Linked DNA regions of Homo sapiens: region 2 is linked to region 1. Evidence: chromatin contacts called from ENCODE Hi-C or POLR2A ChIA-PET data. All regions are on one chromosome and are shown on one strand. Each heading gives the region's core, a stretch centred on a gene start or an enhancer-like site at or near the end of the contact. The rest is flanking DNA. Distances are from core to core; before and after follow the strand shown. Region 1 has its middle 47 kb from the start of LINC03040. Region 2 overlaps SCIRT (stem cell inhibitory RNA transcript).

Region 1 (3,167 bases), core at 248-2,747:
GCCTTAACATACATAATTTTTAAATAAAGAAATATACCTATACTGAGATGCACAATGATATATTCACTGACAAAAGTGCACAAGGGAACAAATTTGGCAACTGTGGTCTAGTTTTTGGTGTCTCTGACTGGTCTTCCCCAGGCTGGAAGCTATAATAGAATGCTGAGCTCTGGACCTGGCACTCCTTGGGTGGGGTCTAGGGGGGCACTTAGACAGGCTTTTGCAGAAGCCATCTCGGGGACAAATGGTGGTCATCCAAGGTAGTTGAACTTGCTTCCCTGGGACAGCCAGCACTGCTCATCTGGGCAGGGACTCTGCCCCTAGGGATGCAGGCCTGGCAGTTCCATCAGCAGGCTCGGGGTGGGAAGCCAGTTGCCCTCTACACTGGCTTCAAGTCACTAGAAGCCTGCCAGACACTCAGAAGGAAGGTCTCGCAGAGCCAAGAGAATGATCAGTTTCCTCAGGGCAGGGCTGCCGGGGAGGGTCACCCAGTAAGAAGCTGGCTCCTGATCCAGAAGCCCAGGCTGCAGAGGGCTGGGGCCTGTGTTCTCCTCCACCCCCTGAGCACTCACTTAGAAGACAAGGAGTCAGAGAGCAGCCCCATCCCCTTGGGCACTGCCCCTCTCCTTGGAGCGGGCACATAGAGAGGCCTGTGCCCGTGAGCTGAAGGTCAGTGTGCTCGGCAGGCACTGTGGGGTGGGGGAGGGTGGAGGGCAGAGGGGAGAGCTGGGCTGACAGTCACGTACGCTGATGTCACTGGTCACTCCGCCTCCCTGAGGTATCGCTTTCCTCATGGCCAAGCCTGCAGCTGAGTTCAGGGGGGCAGTCACGTCCCATCCCTGGCACAGCTCTTTAGGCCACTCACTGCACTGCCTCCAGGGCTGCTGAGGTCAGGGTGGCACTTACCAGCACTACCCAGTGTCAGCTCTGCTCTGACAGCAGGGTGGAGGAGCCTAGGGAGTGGGGAGAGTGGCGGGGACAGGTGTCTGGGGGCTGGGAGTGGCCAGGCTGCTGAGAAAGTGCCCCAGGATGCCTTGGGGGCTGGCCCAGCCTGGGGGGCTAAGCTGGGCTTCTATCACAGGTGAGCAGAGGGACAAACCAGGAGCTCCCAGTCTGAAGGAGAAAGACAGAACCCTTGCCCTCAGGGAGTTTCCAGTCTGATGGGAGAGTCAGCCCCTGCTTATAGGGAGCTCCCTGCCCCATGAGGAGACCCAGCCCCTGTCTGCAGATGCAGCCGTTGTGTCTGGGCTGAGTGTGGTAGTGGCGGTGGTCAAAGCTCCTTCCTATTCTCTTCCCCATGTAAGGTTCCCAGGTCACCCAGATTAGGTCCTCTGGAAGATCCTGTCCCTTGACACGTTGAGGACCTGGCAGGTGCCCTGCATGTGACTGCCCCGCATGCAATGTGGGGGGGCTGCCAGAGCCCAAGTGCAGACAGACGGAGGCGTCCCTGTGTCTGAGCTCGTCCTTGGGGCTGGGTCCAGCAGAGGGAGCTGCCAGCCAGCAGGAGCTGAGTCAAGCTGTCCCTGACCCCTGAGATGGCCTTGAGAAACTCCCACCGCTCACCCAGGGTAGGGGATTCACCCCATGATGGGAGCTAAAGGGCCTAGATTTTTCCCATGGTTGGAACTGAAGTGCCTAACAGCATATATGGGAGCCCAGGCTGCTTCAGCCCACCCCATCAACCCGTGCTGTCCCCATGGAGACCGCTCTGCAGAATCACAAGTTCTTAATTCTTCCAACTGAGCCTATGGAGTCCTTCTCACCATCCCCGGGGTAGACAGTAATGCAAGGAATCAGACCTAGGTGTGAGTTCTCCTCCCTCCCTTACTAGCTCTGTGACTCTAGGCAAGTTAAGTAACCTCTCTGGGTCTTGGTTTCTTCCTCTGCTGCTTCATGGGCTGCTGTAAAGGGGAAGTGCATGAAATTTGCCAGGCACATAGTAGGTGCCCAGTTAAGGTAACTTCCCTTTCCTAACAGACACATCAAGCTGCATCCAGAATGAGGTGGCACTAAGGGAACAAGGGGCATGACCCTTGGCTCTTCCCTCGGCACCCTGCCTTGCAGCCCTTCCACTCATGTGCCCATGGCTGTAGGTCAGGTCACCCCCCAGCAAGACTTACTGGCCACTTGCCACCCCCATGGAGACCATGCTGCAGTCTCCTTGGGGTTTGTAGATTCTGAATATTGCCTCCCTTTCCTATTCAGCATATTTACTGAAAACTTTCTATGTGCCAGACCCTGTTCTAGGCACTAGAACGGCAGTGAGCAAAATTGACAAAAGTCCCTGACTTCATGGAGCTGGCATTCAAGTGCAGGGTGACAAACATTAAACACAATTTTAGAGGGTGGTAGGTGCACTGGAGAAAGATAAAGGGAAAGGGGACAGGAGTGAAGGGTGTAGGGTGTGATGCAATTTTAAATGGGGAGGTCAAGGAAGGCCACCCTGAGAGGATAACATTTGAGTAAAGACTTGAAACTGGGAGCCATGTGCATGACTGGAGGAGAACATGCCCTGTAGGGGGAGCAGCACATGCAAAGGCCCCGGGGTGGAAACAGAGCTGTTTATTGGAGGAATAGCAAGGAGACCAGTGTGGAATGAATGAGGGAGAGTAGTGGGAGGTGAGATCAGAGAAGTAGGAGGGACTAGATTTTGTAGGGGCTGGTGGTAGGCCATTGTCAGAACTTTGGCAATGTCCACAAATGTGGACACAGAGAAGGAACAGGAAACTTCCATTTTCCTGATGGATAATGGGACAGTATGGAAATGCCACCTGTTTAATAAAGATGAGCCCAGAACTCCCAAAATTGGCACTGGAAGTACCTTCCTGACTAAGAGCGGCAGCTTGGTGCCTGGATCTGCCCCATGGGGGTCTCTCGCCAGATTCTGATGCCATCTCACAGTGGTCTTGTGGGGAGAGGTATGAGCCTGTTCAAGGGAGTGTCCACCACAGCCTGAGGGCAGGCGTGTGTCTTGTTGATCCTACATCTTACAGGCACTGAAAGAAGGAAGGAGTGAATGAATGAATGATGGACACAGGTGCTGTCCTTTAATTCTTTTTAGCACCAGGGACCAGGCTGGAGTATTTAAAAAGCCAAAGGCAGTAAACTCAGAGAGATAAGGCCTTTGAGGTGGTGTGGCTGACAATGCATTGCCTAAGCCTGCTCTT
Region 2 (3,167 bases), core at 336-2,835, 100 kb before region 1:
ACTCTTCTCTTCTAGACACCTCATCCATCCTACTCTGCCCAGCCACACATGAGTCGAGATTATTTCACCAGAGGAGAAGCTTGTATCAGTTAAATTTTGGTTTACACAAGATAAATAGTGAATTTTTTGCTCATGTAAAATATTTCTGGGATGTGGTCAGAGACTCCTTCTATCTTTCTGACCTGCTAGGTGTGGTTTCCATTTCCAGGGTCACCTCATTGCCCAAGATGGCTGCTGGAGCCCCAGCCAGCAGGAAGGAAGAAGAAAGCCTGAAGAAGGACATGCCCCTTCCCTTCAAGGAAGCTTCCTAGAAGTCACACTTATATTCCATTGGCCAGAACTCAGTCATCTAGCCATACCTAGCTGCAAGGGAAGCTAGGTAGTCTAGTCTTTATTCCATGGGGGTCTGGCTAAAAGTTGGGAAATAAACGAGGAATGGATATTAGGAGACAGGATCTGCCACAAAGCCTCTTTGTTCCTTTTAGATTGCAACTGCCAGAGGGTAAGTGGGGCCTTCCCAACGCCCTGCCTCAAGCAATCCTGGTTCTCTCCCTTCTCTGAGGTCTCAGTTCTTCCCTGATACTCAGTAGTTACTGCCTGGAGCTGCTAAAGGCAGCAGCACAATGCCACATCCGGCTGCCGTTGGCTGTTGTCCACCGTCTGCAGATCCAGGCCAGTGCACTCACTTATCTCACAACAGCTCAACAGGCAGCTAGTCTTAGTCCCATTTTATAGTTGAGAAATTGAGGCCTAAAGAGGTTAAGTAACTTGCCCAAGAGCACGCAGCTGGGCTCTGAGCCCAGTTCCTGTGTGTTTCTTTCTTTCCTGTTGAGCCTTCCCTGTAGGGGTGGATGCCCTGGGCCTTCTCAGGGTCTGACAAGAGGAACTGGAATGGTCTGAGCCCTAGGAGGGGCCTGTCTGGGAGGAGAGGGCAGGCAGGGGCGTGACCTGGGTCCTCAGGTGTCTCCTCAGCACTTACTCAGTGCCATGGTCAGCGAACGCGTCTGAACAGAGTCTACTGACGGGCTTGGGGATTTCTGCTGGCGCCAGCAACTGGCCACTGCAGCCACATCCTCAGACGCCACTTTCCCCAGAATAAGTGTCCTAGACCCAGCAGTGAGGAAGGACAGGGATAGGGCAGCTTTTGTCACTTCCCTTTCTTTCCTCCAGCCCTCCCCAGGGAGGCGGGGGAGAGGGGGACTGTTTACTCTGCTTTCACCCGGGGGAGGCAGCAGCAGGGGACTCAGCACCTACCCCAGGTGGGCTGCTTGGAGGGGAAGGTGGGGAGAATGTGACCAGCGCTGAGGGGAAGAGGCCAGACGCTGGGCTTCTCTGGAAGACCAGGGCCATGTGGGCCATCCCCCTGCCTCCGGGCAGGACTGTCCGTGCTTGCTGCCGAACATGAGTGTGAGGTCATTGCTCTGGTCTCAGGGGTGGGGGGAGGTGCTCTGAGCGTAAGTACGGTCACCGCCTCTACTTGTGGTTAGTAATGTTACTGTAATATCTACTCCACGATCTCTGGCCAAGAGGAAAGGCTCAGGAGTTGTGAGTCACAGCTGGCTGTCGACAGTGGGGCAGGTCATGCGCAGCTTGAATGGGGGTGTGCTGGGGATGGCCCTGAGACCCAGACGTAACCTCTGTCCTCAGGAGTTCCTGCCAGAAACAGATGATGAACTGGAAGAACAGATGTGAGGCTGAAAGTCCCCAGTCCATGTCCTCCTCCACCAGGAAGTCTTCCTTGATGAACTGCCTTGGGATTGCTCTGGGATTGACCTTGAATTCCTAGCTGTGGCAAGATGGGCTTCTTTTTACTTTGCCATCCTGCCAAATCTGAGCACTGAGCACCTACAGGTTGTGTGCTAGGGGCAAGGGCATGAATAGGAATGTGGTGCTTTCATTCAAATCATTCATTCAGTCATCAAATATGCCAGGTGCTCAAGATACACGGGTGAAGCCATGGACTCAGCTACTCTTATAGAGCCTGGAAAAGGAGAGTCTTAAAGCAAGTAGTCACACCAAAAAGAATTACAAACTGTAATGTGTGCCAAGAGGGAAAATTACATGGGGCTCTGGGAGAATATCCTAGGGACTTAGTTTAGATGGGGGTGTGGCCTGATATTTAAGCTCAGTTCCTGTCTTGCTCTAACAAAGTCCCAGCCTAGCTGGGGACACACACGCACGCGCGCGCACACACACACGCAGAAATGTCTGGGAAAAGATGATGTTTAACTGACAGTTCACTGTATCTTCTTGGTCCGTCCTAATGTTCCTGAACTGGAAGCTCCCTGCATGCCTGGATCATGTCATGTTTGCATGATCAAGGTCCTGCCACCAGGCCTCTGGTACAGGTGGTGCCTAGGAAATATGAGTTCTTTGCATGCCATTAGGAATTATCTGTCCACCACCAAATTAACTGCTCTAAGAGTGCCAGGGTGGAGGATTGGAGCTGTGTGGTCATCCAGGAAGGCTCTGAGGATGAGGAGGGCAGTGATTTGAGTCTGGAAGGACTGAGATCAGGATGAAAGGGATGACAGAAGAGTGTTAGCCCTGTTTGGAGACAATGAGGAGACTGGGAGGTTGATGTTCTGGAAGGGAGTGGCTACGTCTCTGCCCTCAGACTGGCAGATCCCAGACAGCAGGAAGTGTCTCCTCCTTCAGACTGTGAGCTCCCTCAACTCTATGGGACCTGGCTTCTTGTAGACTGAGGCATTATTTGGGTGTGGGTGGACGTGGGAGTTGATAGTGGGTCTTCTATCCCCCCCCAACAGCCCTTGGGCCTCTGGGGAGAAGTCTGTGGACTGGCCCAGAGCCAAGGGACTCCTCTCTCCCTCTCCTCCCTAACATCTCCAGGAAGCAGGGTCCAGAGCCTCAGAGCTTCCGGTCACCTGAATGTGATTAGTGGGAGGCCTCTCCCTCTGGGATCGAGCCCTTGGTTGTGGCCTGAGGTCCCCAGCATGGCCCAGCCTGGAATTCATCTCCCAGCCCCAGTGCCCTTCTCCCTTTTCCCTTCCTCAGCCCAGCTCTGGTTGGGCCCAGGCAAGGCAGGAACTAGGGATGGTCCGGGGGGCTTCCTGGGGCTGTGCCACTCCTGATAGGCAGTGATTCCCCTGGAAGCCCCTCCCTTGCCGCCTGTGAAGGCTCTGCAGGGAGACAGCTCACCAACACGG

What was found. Hi-C counts contacts between places; a loop is a spot of excess contacts on that map. ChIA-PET counts read pairs that join two places held with the same protein, here RNA polymerase II (POLR2A). Pooled maps may share reads with other maps.
Region 2: a map of right lobe of liver shows a loop between it and region 1 (2.3-fold over the local background). The contact joins two enhancer-like sites. A Hi-C loop is called at or near these places in 5 of 168 maps with a recorded cell type or tissue (HL-60/S4, K562, cardiac septum and 2 more) and 2 of 50 pooled maps. POLR2A ChIA-PET finds 5 or more read pairs at or near these places in 4 of 52 experiments (PC-9, SK-N-SH, WTC11 and 1 more).

What each region holds. Positions count from the first base shown.
Region 1 is chr6:43,952,246-43,955,412 of GRCh38, reverse strand. No RefSeq gene overlaps it. Among named protein-coding and RNA genes, the nearest start is that of LINC03040, 47 kb to the left of the region's middle. Within about 2 kb of position 1,497, at least 7 of the 41 ENCODE cell types and tissues checked have a DNase peak (open chromatin) inside an H3K27ac peak, as active enhancers do; they include right lobe of liver, where a contact is called at or near this core.
Region 2 is chr6:44,057,034-44,060,200 of GRCh38, reverse strand. The region is part of intron 1 of SCIRT (stem cell inhibitory RNA transcript); the gene reads left to right. Among named protein-coding and RNA genes, the nearest start is that of SCIRT, 16 kb to the left of the region's middle. RefSeq lists a silencer at 1,088-1,157 and an enhancer at 1,458-1,637. Within about 2 kb of position 1,585, at least 32 of the 41 ENCODE cell types and tissues checked have a DNase peak (open chromatin) inside an H3K27ac peak, as active enhancers do; they include right lobe of liver, where a contact is called at or near this core.